2 separate regions of the Homo sapiens genome follow, and region 2 is linked to region 1. The links are chromatin contacts, found by Hi-C or POLR2A ChIA-PET in ENCODE. All regions are on one chromosome and are shown on one strand. The core of a region is the stretch at or near the end of the contact, and the rest is flanking DNA. Distances in the headings are between cores, read along the strand shown. Region 1 holds the start of MAP3K7CL (MAP3K7 C-terminal like). Region 2 holds the start of GRIK1-AS1 (GRIK1 antisense RNA 1).

Region 1 (7,267 bases), core at 3,565-6,064:
AATTTTCTTTGTGAGGCTGTTGATTGTAACAGGACTTGTTCTGCTCACATGCAGCATGAGTAAAAAAGAAAGGAAATTATACATTTTCCTTCCCTCTGGATTTTGGGTTTGCACGCGTGTGTCTTGAGAGCTAGCCACTCAAGATGCCATGAAAAGCACTGACTATTCCTTGAAATCTTGCATTTATGAAATGTATAAAAACAGAAAGGGCTTTCATTTTTCCTTTTAGAGAAGCAGCATCGAAAATAGAGAAAGTTCAGACTTCAAGCCTAGGGCCCTGAGTTCAGAACATAACTCCATTACCTACAAACAGTGTGGTCTCTGGGTGGCAATCTCTGTGTCTGTACATAAGGAATACTAATGCTTATGTTGCATGGTTTGTTTTTTGTTTTTTTTGTTTTTTTTTTGAGATGGAGTCCTGCTCTGTTGCCCAGGCTGGAGTGCAGTGGCACGATCTCGGCTCACTGCAAGCTCCACCTCCCAGGTTCACACCATTCTCCTGCCTCAGCCTCCCGAGTAGCTGGGACTACAGGCGCCCGCCACCAGGCCCAGCTAATTTTTTTTGTATTTTTAGTAGAGACAGGGTTTCACCGTATTAGCCAGAATGGTCTCAATCTCCTGACCTCGTGATCCACCTGCCTTGGCCTCCCAAAGTGCTGGGATTACAGGCGTGAGCCACCGTGCCCGGCTGCATGGTTGTCTTAAGGATCAGAGATAATACAGGCAAATGCTTATTATGACAGAGAAGTATAGTTAATGGCAGTTGTCATTTCTATGTTGGGGTGGATTGATTTGCCTGTTGGGAGGATTTCTTCTCACCACTGTCTTTCAGGGTGACCCTGAGTGAGGACACAGTACAACGGCAGATCATGAGAAGAGGTTTGGAAAAACTGATTATGAAGAGTCAAGCCTTCACCTCTTCCTGCTACGGAATACATCCTCCACTGGAGGCTAACAGTCTAGGAAACTCCAGGTTAAATGTGTCACCTGGCATAGTAACCCCAAGCCTGCAATGGTTGTGTGACATCAGATTTCACAGAGCTCCTTACTTTGCATTATTTTGGAATGATTCTGTCCCTTTTCAATTACTACTTTTTTTAAAATAGAGATGAGGTCTGCCTGTGTTGCCCAGGGTGGTCTCAAAACTCCTGGGCTCAAGGGATCCTCCTGCCTTGGCCTCCCAAAGTACTGGGATTACAGTCGTGAGCCACCATGCTCGGCCAATCATTACTTTTTAAAGCATCATCCCTACATGGGCATTATAGCAAGAGAGAGAGAGAGAGTCCTCAAAAGACCCAAGGTTTAAATGGTAATGTTGTTTAAGCATGTGATTTTAACAGATGACATTAAACTAAGAGCAATGGCGGATGCCAGTGGAAGAGAGCCAAGCCTTCCTTTCCTCAGCACCGTGACCTCCCGCCACATGAGGTCTTTTGTTCAAAAGTGGTGCAATTCAATGTGTGTTAAGAGGTCACTGAGGGGAGCCATGACGAAGGGCTCTAAGTATGGCAGTTTCACCTCAGACCTTACTATTTAGAGAGGCTCCTCCTCACCTGTCCCATTTATCATTCCTGCTGAAGTCTGTTGATTTAGCCAGAAGTGTGGGAGCACCAGTGAGAAACCAGCATTTCTAACTTACGCTTCAGCAAATGTTGCTGTAAACGGAACAGTGATATTTTCATATTACCTAACCAACTGCCAGCTCCTAATAAAAGTTTCCTCATGCAGTTTTAACAATAACACACTTTGCTATTGTTAGAAATTGTTGTAGCTCAGTGAATTTTATTCTAAAAGAAAGCTAGAATGGGGAGGGAGGAGAAAAAAAATGAGTTTAAATGACCCGAAAACTCAAGGTGGAGGAAAGCATCACTAGAGGCATTTCTGGAAGCCGCCATCTAACAATGCATGATGAAATATCACATTCCCCATCATCAGGTCATGCAAGCATGCAACTTTAAATTTTCCACAGAGGCGTGGCATTAGAAAAGATGCTAGAAAGGTGGGGTATGAAGGAAACAATCCTTCTTCCAGAGCAGAGTATACCTGAGGCGTCATTGAGGCTAAAGGCGATGCGTACAGGCTTGTCAGCAGGTACCCTGGCTGTGCTGATCATGTGGGCACCTGAGCCTCCGCCTTCTCCTGGGTCTTCCAGCTGTGACAGCAAGAGAGAGCCATTGTCACTTTATCCAGCATCATCCCCCTAAATACTCAGAGGCCCTTGGAAATTACAGGTGAAGTTATTAAGGTTAGTAAGCATTACCTGCTTATTCTAAAGATACTCCTAGTTTTGAGCTTTTTCTATGTCAAAAGTATTCATCCGCCCCATTTAAATCTTTTTTTCTTGGCTCAAGAAAAAATTGCTTTTGCAATATACATCTAGAATGAATGAAATATGGGAAATATCTCTACCTGCCTTACTTGCTCAATATCTTTTTACACGGACCAGTTCAATCCTGCCTCTTTAAGGTCATATAAAGTATTTTACTTTCAACTGAGGAGGATAAAAAGAGATATAGTCTTAATAAGGTATCAGATGGCTTCAGATTAGACTTGCTTTTCATGTTCAAAAGCCTAAATTAAATCTGAATTATTAATCTGAGAGTGGCAAAGAATGGGTTTCATGGAATCATTTAAAGAATACCAAAAGTCGCTGGGTGTGGTGGCTCATGCCTGTAACCCCAACACTTTGGGAGGCCGAGGCAGGCAGATCCCCTGAGGTCAGAAGTTCGAGACCAGCTTGACCAACATGAGAAAACCCCATCTCTATCAAAAATTCAAAAATTAGTGGGGCATGCTAGCAGGCACCTGTAATCCCAGCTACTTGGGAAGCTGAGGCAAGAAAATCGCTTGAACCCGGGAGGCAGAGGTTGCAGTCAACCGAGATCGTACCACTGCACTCCAGCCTGGGCGACAGAGTGAGACTCTGTCTAAAATAAATAAATAAATAAAGAATACCAAAAACCACTTTAAAATATCTGTTATATGATGAATATCATATGCTTTAAATATCTGATTAACTACCTGTAAGTCTACCAAACATTTCTAAGGATGCACATCTTAACACTCTATAAAAGCAAAGACAAGACTCAAAAACATCCTATAGATATTCTACTCCAGCTATCAAATCATCATTTAATTAATTAAGGTAGAATGAATGGAAAAAAAACATCCTGCAGATAAAATGGAATGGGCAAAAACACATGAATATTTCTGGTTATAATCAGAGAACTTAGCCCAAATATATTTTAACCAAGATATTTGATAATTTGATGTCTATAGGGGACTAGGAAAAGATAGTTATAAATACATGATATCTTTCTTATTTAAAAACATATATTTAACTTTTCTATTTTTAGTCCCACCTCCCCTAAACCCTCTACTTTCCTTCTCATGTAGACAGTAAACCAAAAAACCTGAATGATATTTTAAGGGAAATAGCTCTAAAAATGGCAAAGTATAAATAATCTCTTTAGCCATCCTTAAAGAGATTCTGGGAAATGCTTTAGCAGGACATTTTCTCACAGCACGGTTTCTGACTTTTTCCCATAACTTTCCTCTATCTATCTAAAAATAGTGTCCAGAACACTGAATTTTGTTTTTAAAAGTATTTATAGAGCCAAAGCCAATGCATATATATATACATGTATATTTAGACATACATACATATGGAATCATCTTACCCAGCATATGAAAAAAGATCAGGCTTATATTAAAACCCTAGTATAGCTTTGGAGAAAAACCAGCAACTGTTTATTATCCAGTTAGAATCATAATTTGGCCCATTTATTTAGCACTACAAGTAGCAATGCACCAAAAAGCTCTCCACTGTCCATATCATGTAATTCTAAGTTAGAAAGAAATAGTGACATGAAACATTTAATTTTAAAAAAGAGTAATATAAAATATCTGTTATTTGATTCAGGATTTGTTTTATCTTAACTCTGCCACCCTTCTGTCCAGTCTTACCTGCTCAGAATCAAGCATTTTGTTAGCCACCTAGGGAATGGCATGGATTGTCTCAAATTCAACAGAAGAAACCATTAAAATTCCCTTAACATTTTAGCTAAAAAGAAAAGTTTTACTGTTATGCATTGTACAATCACCGAATCACTTTAGCATAACATCTAAGGATGGAAAGTTGCACTCCTCTTTTGGCTAAATCCCCCAACACTTTCCCGCACCAAGAAATCAAGTACAAGAGGTAGAAATTTGCCTCAAGGATTTTGTAAATAGTCCTCTGGTATGGTTTCCAGCTACAGGAAATGGAATTAATAAACACAGCTAATTAGAGTCCCTCCCCTCCGCTCAATGGAGAACATCTGTCTGCCTATGAAAGGATGGTGGCAAGACTGAGTGGACTTTGAGTTCCACACCATGTTGACCACAAATGCCCCTACACCAACTTGCCTTTTCATCACACCGTCTGGGGAAACGAACCACAGGTTCCTTCTCTTGGCTACAGGCTGTAACAGAGCTTTGGTTAAGTTGCTGCTGATCTGAGCATTTAGTTCAGTTTTCACACCTGTTGGCTTACCTCACTTAGTTGAGTGTCTGCACTTGTGTAACCCAGAGCCAGCCACTGCCTTGGCCAGTCGTTGCCTTTGTGGAGTAGAGACTCAGTGAGAGACCAGGCTGCACCTGCTGCATAGCAGCCACTGACAATCTGAGGAGCGGAGACAGCTGTCAGGGCAGCACGCTGCTACCTGCTCTGCCCCAGACCCCAGCGTCCCACGGGACCTCCCTTCCCTTCCCTTCCGCTTCCCTTCACAACCCCTCTCTCCTTTCCTTGCCTCTCTAACAGCCAGGATGTTGTCATCTTTCTAGAAAAAGCAAGAGCAAAAGAAAACCCTCCTCCTGTCAGAGGCATTGATAAACAGCAAGTTGTGGGGAGTCCAAATGTTTTAATTCATTAGTCCTGGCAAACTTAAAATACAAACAGACTTGCTTCACAAGACAGGAATGTCTTCAGCGTGACCCAATCGGTGTCTGTGTCTATTCCAGCAAACTGGCAAAGATAGCATGACTCCAGTCAGCAAAAATGTCGGCCGCTCCAATCAGCTCAGCCAGACCCAGCCAACTTGGACAGGCCACAGGCTGACTCTCAGATGATAGCAGCGAGGATCCTGGTTAAGAATGTGAGGTTTGAGGTTGAGCCCATGTTGGGCTTGATGACTCGATTCATTCTTCAAATGCAACCAACCACAAAAGGAGTCAATGGTAAATAAGAATACAGCATTAGGATTTGTCAACCTTTTTAAAAACTGTAAACCTGGATGTCATTGGTACTTAAAAAATAATTGGATTGTGATTTTTGAGGTTAAATAAGCAAAATAAATATTAGGAGAAGGCAAACACAAGCCACAGACTGAAAGAAAATATGCAAAATACATATCAGATGATGGACTGGCATCCAAAATATACAATGAACTCTTAAAATTCAACAACAGAAAAACAAACAACCCAATCAAAAAATAGGCAAAAGATCTGAAAGATATCTCACTACAGAAAATATACAGATGGCAAGTAAGCATATGAAAAGATGATCAACATCATATGTCATTAGGGAATTGCAAACTAAGACAACAATGAAATACCACTATACACCTATTGGAATAACCCAAATTCAAAATACTGACAACATCAAATGTTGGTGAGGCTGTGGAGCAACAGGAACTTTCATTCCGTGCTGGTGGGAATGAAAACATAATAGTATATCCCACTTTAGTAAACAGTTGGGCAGTTTCTTACAAAAGCAAACATACTTTTACCACATGACCCAGAAATCACACTTCTTGTTATTTCCCCAAAAGCCTGCATACAGATGTTTATAGCAGGTTTATGCATAATTGCCAAAATTTGGAAGCAACCAAGTTCTTCAATAGGTAAATAAATCCTGGTATATCCTGACAATGGAATATCATTCAGGGATAAAAAGAAAAACTATCAAGCCACAAAAAGATATGGAAGTATCTTAAGTGCATATTACTAAATGAAAGAAGCTAAATCTTGAAAGGCTACATGCTGTATAATTCCAACAACATGACATTCTAGAAAAGGTAAAACTGTGGATACTGTAAAAAGATCAGTGGTTGCCAGGGATTCAGGAAGAGAAAAAGGAAGGATGAATAGGTGGTGCATGAGGGATTTTTAGGGCAGTGAAACTATTCTATATGAGACTGTAATGGTAGATACACATCATTACACAATTGTCCAAACCCATAGAATGTACAACACAGAGTGAACCCTAATGTAAACTATGGACTAATAATGAATAATAATGTATCAATATTGGTTCATTAATTGAAGCAAAGATGTTAATTAGGGGTTAGAGGGATGAGGAAATATATGGGAATTCCATACATTTTACTCCGTTTTTTTCTGTAAATTGACAACTGTTCAAAAGGTATTAAATATACAAGTAAAAGGACTCAGCAGGCTTTCTTAATCTAATGAATGGAAGGCTAATTTGTTATGATATATACAACAATAAAGCTGTACAGACTCAGACAATTAAAACATTCACATATAAGCTTATTCTTTTCAGGAATTAATATTACTGTTTTAATATTATTTTATGGTTATAATAAAACTTACTAATGCATTATAATTTATCGAAGTGAATTTCTTATTCACGACCTCATTTTAATCTTCCAGAAGATCCTATACAATAGTCTTTGTCAGTATTGCCATCCCGATTTGACAGATGAGCAAATTGAGACGCAGACAATTCAAATAACAGGCTTGAGGATGAATGACCATAATAGAATTAAGAACCCAGATAGGATCCAGGTTTTCTAATTATTAGTTCAAGCTACTTCCACTACACCAGGATGCACTCCGTATCAAAGATTTAATTGGCCGGGCGCGGTGGCTCACGCCTGTAATCCCAGCAATTTGGGAGGCTGAGGCAGGCAGATCATGAGGTCAGGAGATCGAGACCATCCTGGCTAACATGGTGAAACCCCGTCTGTACTAAAAATACAAAAAATTAGCCGGGCGTGGTGGTGGGCGCCTGTAGCCCCAGCTACTCGGGAGGCTGAGGCAGGAGAATGGTGTGAACCCAGGAGGCGGAGCTTGCAGTGAGCCTAAATCGTGCCACTGCACTCCAGCCTGGGCGACAGAGTGAGACTCCATCTCAAAAAAAAAAAAAAATTTAATTGAAATTTTTTAGAATAAGTCTGACTCTCAGCTTTTGTTTGGAGGAGACAAAAGTATCACTTTCTTCAGTGGTCCAGTATCCAGGTTCATCTGACACTAGCCATCTTTA
Region 2 (7,267 bases), core at 2,613-5,112, 620 kb before region 1:
AAAAAGGCTTAGCATTTTAATTCAGATTTTCTATACTGAGACAACATATGCTAACCATATTTGGAAGCAATTAAAATGGTGACACCCACTGCCATGCGCACATGTCCTCATTAACTTTGTGAATGTGTTACAGGCAGGTAGGAAAGACAGCTAGCGTCTCGAAAGAAAACCCCCGTAAGTGGAATTGGAATGGCAAATAATGGGAACAATCATAATGCAAATGTACATTAGAAGGTCATTAACAAACTGGTCAGATTACTTGCAACCTATGTAAAAATCAGATGTACCAGTACCCACCAGGACATATGCAGATTCCCTCCCATTGTAGTAAAAACCATCTTGAGTGTAACAGATTGACTGGGTGTGTCAGGCTGAGAGGCATTAGCAAAGCTGCTGTGTGCATGGAAGAAATAAAGAAGGACTTATGGAGCATGCAATTGCAAGTTCTCCCTGGGCCCAGGACTACATCATTAAGAGATGGCTCCATAATAACACACGCTCACTCCCCATTCCCATCCACAGAAATAAAGTCATGGTAAACCTTTAGCAGCAAGAGCAACCTTGAAGGGGAAAAGTGGACCAAGAGGCAGCTAAAGGAAGGTGATCTGGAAAAAAGGTCCAGTGCCACCATTATTACCAGATGAAAGGGAGGTAAGCTAAGGACAGAAATGTGCAAAAGGCTGCAGTAGGGGTGGTGTGAGGCAGCTTTCTTGCCAACTAATCTTATTTAAAACCTATCTATCTTATTTGATATATCTTATTAGGTATATCAAATAAGATATATCAAATATAATCAAATGTTGTATCTGTCAGGCCTCTGAGCCCAAGCTAAGCCATCATATCCCCTGTGACCTGCACGTATACATCCAGATGGCCTGAAGTAACTGAAGAATCACAAAAGAAGTGAAAATGGCTGGTCCATGCCTTAGCTGATGACATTACCTTGTGAAATTCCTTCTCCTGGCTCATCCTGGCTCAAAAGGTCCCCCACTGAGCACCTTGTGACCCCTGTCCCTGCCTGCCAGCGAACAACCCCCTTTGACTGTAATTTTCCACTATCCACCCAAATCTTATAAAACGGCCCCACCCCTATCTCCCTTCGCTGACTCTTTTCGGACTCAGTCCGCCTGCACCCAGGTGATTAAAAAGCTTTATTGCTCACACAAAGCCTGTTTGGTGGTCTCTTCACACGGACGAGAGTGAAAATATCAAACCTATCTTATTAGATACATCAATTTGATATCTAATAATATATCAAACCTCTCTTATTTGATATATCAGTATCACAGGTTTTCTTTTTTCTTCTGAGAATCTATAAGAGAGCCTGACTCTTCAACGGTCTCCAAATTTTGCTTCTCTCAATTCTTCTCTCTCCTTCTCTCCTCTATTGACCCTCATCAGAAAATCAAGGAGAGATTGGACCATACTGCTTGGCGTCCTACCTTTACAAGAAAATCTGCCTCAGCAATCAGTAGTTCAAGACAAATGTGGTGCCACATTTTGTCTATACACCCCTGCTAGGTCCCCAAATGTCAGCGTGATTCTGAGTCTCAAATCTTTGTAGTTCCAGGTAAAATTGCTACATCTTTTCTCCCTACCAGATGCCTCCTGTCGTCACTGTTGACCCAGAGCTCTGGCTCAGGGTGATGTTTCTACCCTGTGGTTGGCTTGTCTTTCCTTTAGAATGCATCCAGAGTTGGAGTTGGCAAATGTAGAGTAGGTACATATTCAGAAAGAAAGCAAGACAGCAAGGAAGGAAGGAATAAAGGAATGAGGGAGGGAGGGAGGGAGGGAGGGAGGAAGGGAAGGAAGGGAGGGAGAGAAGGAAGGGAGAGAAGGAACTAAAAATAGGGTGACTAGTTTAGGTATGATTGTACATATTTTAATTGCCGCAAAAAGATGCTTCCCTCTCCTCAATTAATTCTTCTACCCTGATTCCTCATTGTATATGAAATGCCATCATTAAAAAAATAGTTTGTTGGTTCTTGTCCCTACAACTAATACTACTAATACTCTTCTATAACAACTACTACTAATATTCATGAAATATATAAATAAATAAAAATAAATAGTAAAAATAATAAAGACTTCACAATTTAGATTACGTACTTTTGATATTAAATAGAAATTTACACTTTTCATAAACAGACTGTCTTTTTAACTTCATTGCAATATGCGGACTAGGTTTTATTATACAGATAAGAAATTGAGACTCAGAGGAGTTAAATAATTTAATGAAATTCACACAGATAATAAATTTTATAGTTGAAATATATAAGCAGTTCTTCTGACTTTAAAATATGATCCTTCCCACCCCCATATATCAAGTTGCATGTTTTTGCTTGCTGCCTTTTAAAAAGTAGAAATAATCCTCGGTCAAATGCTGCACATGAATTCACATTAAAGTGTCTGCACTCTCCTGCTGATAAAGACCCAAATGTGGCAGAAATGGTACAGAAGAGGAGGCAGCTTGGGATTTGGCAGTCTTGTGAAGATTCAGCCATGGCTATAAACAAGGGTATGTGGAATCCAATGGGAGCCTTCTTAACTACCACATCCCAAAGAAGTAACAGAGAGCTCAAGCCCTTCAGCCCATTTCACAGATGGAGATGCTGAGGCCAAGGCTATTAGACACGTCCACTATGCTACGTTAGATCGGTGACAAAGCTGATTCTCCTGACTTCCAGTCTAGTGAGCTTTCTATCATCCAGTCCTGTCCCTATGTGATCAGCTGCATAAATTCTGAGTAAAACAACTGACTATATTGTTCAATATCCACTGTAACATGCAACTTGCTCATCAGAAAGTTAAGGCTAACTTTTTCCCCAACAGGAAAGTCAGAAACAAATCATTTTTAGTAATAATGAAGCTCTGTTAGAAGTACCACTCACCTTAAAAATATGTTTAGGAATTATTAATATACTCTCAGCATTCTGATTTTCCTGGCTTTCTGAAGCTAAGATGTTGCAGGAGAGCCTTCGTGGCTTTGATCACAGGCAATCAAAGAGGACTTTGTGTAGCTTCCAGGGACACGCTGTTGCTGGAAAAGTCGGAGCTCTGCTATGCAAAAGAAACTGCTACAGAAATCCCCTTCATTCTTAACTCCAGATCGAATTAGGATCAGAAGGCTCTTGTTCGCTGCCCAGGAGTCTGTGGTTTTAATTTTCTTATCTGCATTTTTCTTTCCTGCCCGTTCCAGGTAGCTGTCACAAAAAATATGAAAAGGGTGTTAATTTGTTGATCGTTCTTTGCTGCTTCTCACTTTCATGTTTACAGCAAGGAGAAGAGCAATTGTTTCTACCAGTAGCTTTAGTATTTTGAGTTCTCATGTGTGTAATAACTATCTTGGTAGGCCCAGAACACACAATCTCATCCAATTTTGAAATTTGGATTTTATGCCAGATGGATTATTTCAGTACGGATTACAAATGCTTATACTATTCTGCCTAGCAGAGTTTGGGTCATAAAAATCATTAAATGTAAAACATTGCACAAAGTTGCCCAAATTGTCATGTCTCTGGCCAAATTTGTGGAAATAAAAGGAGCCATGCATTTGGGTTATTTCTACAGTTTGGAAACTTTGACTCTTATCTTCTCTTAAGCTACTCAGGAAATTTCCAGACTCTAAAATCTGAGAGGAATTGTTCAGACAGACAAAGGTGGTCCAGAATGGAGACTTTCCTGATGCCAAGGATGGCAGGACCCGTGAGTGTCCACTTCACCCCTGTGATCCTACCTCTCGTGAGGCTTTACTGATGACCTTGGCTTCCTCTTTGATGAAACTTTTGGTGGCTGAGCCTCTTGAAACTGACTTGGACAAGCTTGGACAAACAACCTTCTTTTGAATCAACAGAGTGTAACTGAAATACCGTTGGAAAATTCAAACAATACTCTGATTAATGCCAGGGAGAAACAATATGTAAATAAACCCAAGAACTTAAATGAATACTTAAGAAACATACACCTTGCTTTCACAGTGTTAGCTGGAACTCAGGAAAGGGGTGTTGGAAAAAGTGGAGGTGGCATGTCTCTTTTATTTTATTGTTTGAGATGAAACGGGATTAAGCATGTTTAAATTCTAAGGGAGAAAAAGGTTGCTGTAAATTGTGACTTTAAAAAGACTGACATTAAATCACAGAATATTTCTTCAGTGGGCTACTGAAATTTATGTCTGTAATCACTACTCATGCTTTCTATTCTTTTTTCTTTGAGATGGAGTCATGCTCTGTCGCCAGGCTGAAGTGCAGTGGTGCAATCTCTGCTCACTGCCAGCTCTGCCTCCCAGGTTCAAGCGATTCTCCTGCCTCAGCCTCCCGAGTAGCTGGAACTACAGGCACGTGCCACCACGCCCAGCTAATTTTTGTATTTTTAGTAGAGACGGGGTTTCACCATATTGGCCAGGATGGTCTCGATCTCCTGACCTCGTGATCCACCTGCCTCAGCCTACCAAAGTGCTGGGATTATAGGTGTGAGCCACCCGGCCTGGCCCATGCTTTCTATTCTTTCTTCAACAACTGATACTATCTTTCTTCAACCAACTGATACTTTCTGCCTTCGCCTCTTCTCAGGGTCTGCCTTGTTTACCTTAACCCCTGCAGGAAGCCAGATCACAATTGGAGATTTCCTTCCTGATCATGTAAAGAGAACACAACAAGGATTTGGGAGATTAATCTGATGTGTAAGAGCTAGACATATCCTACTCAAAAGGATGCTCTTACTCCCTAGCCAGGACCATGCATAAATGGCATGCCCATATTGCTCTGAGACTTTCTTTTCCCTTATCTTCCCATGGCTGTGCAGACATCAGTTGAGACTATATTCTTTCTTAGTACTCTAATACATTCAGGCAGGTTACAATCAAGTCTTGCAGTCCTGGGAGCTCTTTTGTCTATTTAAGGTAACTGTGATTCTCTACTTTTATTTATTATTTGTTTGGCTCATAGTTTAGCTCTCAGGGAACAATTTTATTTTCATTATTCCTAAGTTCTTGGGAGACACCTTATGGTATCCAACAAAGACTAACAACACCATGCAGCAGTGCAAATTCACTCTAAGTAAACCGATGAAAAATAGACCTTTAATCTGATTGAGGTGTAGAAAATGGCTACCTAAAAGTGATACTTTTTCCTTTTGATTATTTTGTATGGCAGTACCTTGAGTAGGGAAAAAATGTTTTCTTTTTCTCTGTGTGTAAAAATCACCAAAAGTTACTTTGAACATCAAAAGAACACCACTTTAAATTGCATTTCTGGTTGTTCCCTTCAATTGGCAATTCTCTGGTTTATATTTGTGTGTCATCTCTTTTAATGTCCTCTCTAAACCTGTTGCTCAATGATTCATTAAAATTGATAACACCCTACTTCAGATCAGCCAAGTCCTTTCACTTGAACTTTTTCTCATAGTCACTTTACAATTACAATCATTGAGTAAAATCTTAACTCTCTTGAGTGAACATTTATGATTTTCTGAATTAGCCGGAATGATATCAATACATGTGTTAGTGTGCACATGTGTGTAGACAGAGAAAATGAGAGAGAAAGAAACAGGGAGACCACTGAAGGAAGGTTATCCTCTGTATTTTATTCCCACAGTTCTTTGTTCAAATTGTGATTAAATCACTTATCAGATCATGCAATGATGTCACTATCTGTATTTGTCCTTGCCCTTACACTGTTTTACCCAGCTTTGTGTTTCAAGGGCTTGGCACATAGGCAGAAATTTCAAAGTTGTTTAACAAATGTTTGATAAAGTAATTAATTTCAAATCAGGGCCCAAGTGTGGTACCCAATCCATGTTCTAGTGTAGAGAGATGTTAAAATTAACCATGCAACCTAACATAACAGTCAGCACACAGAAGTGCAAAATAGTTCCAAGAATAATTGTGCTATGTGTAGCTCTTCTCTTTTCTCGATTTTTATTTTTTTTTTATTTTTGAAACGGAGTCCCGCTCTGTCACCCAGGCTGGAGTGCAGTGGCGCGATCTTGGCTCACTGCAAGCTCTGCCTCCCAGGTTCATGCCATTCTCCTGCCTCAGCCTCCCGAGTAGCTGGGACTACAGGCGCCCGCCACCACACCTGGCTAATTTTTTTGTATTTTTAGTAGAGAAGGGGTTTCACTGTGTTAGCCAGGATGGTCTCGATCTCCTGACCTCGTGATCCCCCCGCCTTGGCCTCCCAAAATGCTGGGATTACAGGCATGAGCCACCATGCCCGGACTCTCTTTTCTCAATTTTAAGAAATACAAAGTTTAAAAATGTTGCTTTGATTGGCTAATTTACCATACAATATTTTGTGTTTCATGGACCCACTTTTCATTTCATAACTGTCAAGGACGCACAAAATACCAGATTCAGGCTAAATGCCAGGAATTAAAGTCAGAACAAGTTTGAAATGAAAATAATAATAATAATTGGTAAGTAACCAGGCAGCATGACATAAGTATTCATTGAGGGAATCAGAGGCCCTGGATTTTAACCCTGTACTCTTTCTACCTGTGGGATCTAAGTCAAGTGTATTAGTTGTCTATTGCTAGCAATCTATTGCTAAGTTATCTATCAGTTACCCAAAGTTATCTGCCTTTTCTCCAAAATGCAGCAGCTTAATACAACACAAATTTATTATCTCACAGTTTCTGAGTGAGGAATCTGGGCATAGCTTAACTGAGCCCTCTTTCTTGAGGTCTCTCACAAAGCTACAATCATACACAAGAGTAAAGTCTCATCTGCAGTTTCAACAGCAGAGGCATCTACTTCTGAGTTTACTCGTGCAGTTGTTGACAGTATTCAAGTCTTGAGGATCGTTGGACTGAGGATCTCGGTTGCAGTTAGCCAGAGGGCACCCCCAGTCCCTTGCCATATGAGCCTTTCCAACATACTCTCTTGTTTTATCAAAGGGTACAAGCTCAGAAAGCATTAGAGAGACTCTGCCACCAAGATACATGTCACAGTCCTCTATAATCAAATCACAGAAGTGACATTTAACCACTTTCTCTGTATTCTGTTGTCTAGGAGAAAGTTACTAGCCCCACTTTCAAGGGAAGGGGACTACACAAGACTGTGAATGCCAGAAGGTGGGGATCATTGGAGGCCACCCTAAAGACTGCCCGTCACAACAAGTGACTACGTTTCTCTAAGCCGACTTTCCTCTTCTGTAAAATACAGGTCAAAGTGTCTCCTACCTCATGGGATTGATGTGGAAATCAAATAGTACATTTAAGCCCTGAGCATATAGTGAGTGCTCAGTAAATGTTAGGCATCATTAGGTAATTA

The links. Hi-C counts contacts between places; a loop is a spot of excess contacts on that map. ChIA-PET counts read pairs that join two places held with the same protein, here RNA polymerase II (POLR2A).
Region 2: a map of upper lobe of right lung shows a loop between it and region 1 (7-fold over the local background). The contact joins the promoter of GRIK1-AS1 here to the promoter of MAP3K7CL in region 1. A Hi-C loop is called at or near these places in 1 of 168 maps with a recorded cell type or tissue (upper lobe of right lung). POLR2A ChIA-PET finds 5 or more read pairs at or near these places in 1 of 52 experiments (AG04450).

What each region holds. Positions count from the first base shown.
Region 1 is chr21:29,128,191-29,135,457 of GRCh38, reverse strand. MAP3K7CL (MAP3K7 C-terminal like) reads right to left here and starts at 4,814. Exons shown (of 5, transcript NM_001286620.2): 1 at 4,535-4,814; 2 at 2,044-2,152. The coding sequence starts at 2,113. It also overlaps the pseudogene RPL12P9. RefSeq lists an enhancer at 1,171-1,717.
Region 2 is chr21:29,744,770-29,752,036 of GRCh38, reverse strand. GRIK1-AS1 (GRIK1 antisense RNA 1) reads right to left here and starts at 3,862. Exons shown (of 5, transcript NR_027021.1): 1 at 3,737-3,862; 2 at 2,892-3,203. The region is part of intron 1 of GRIK1 (glutamate ionotropic receptor kainate type subunit 1); the gene reads left to right.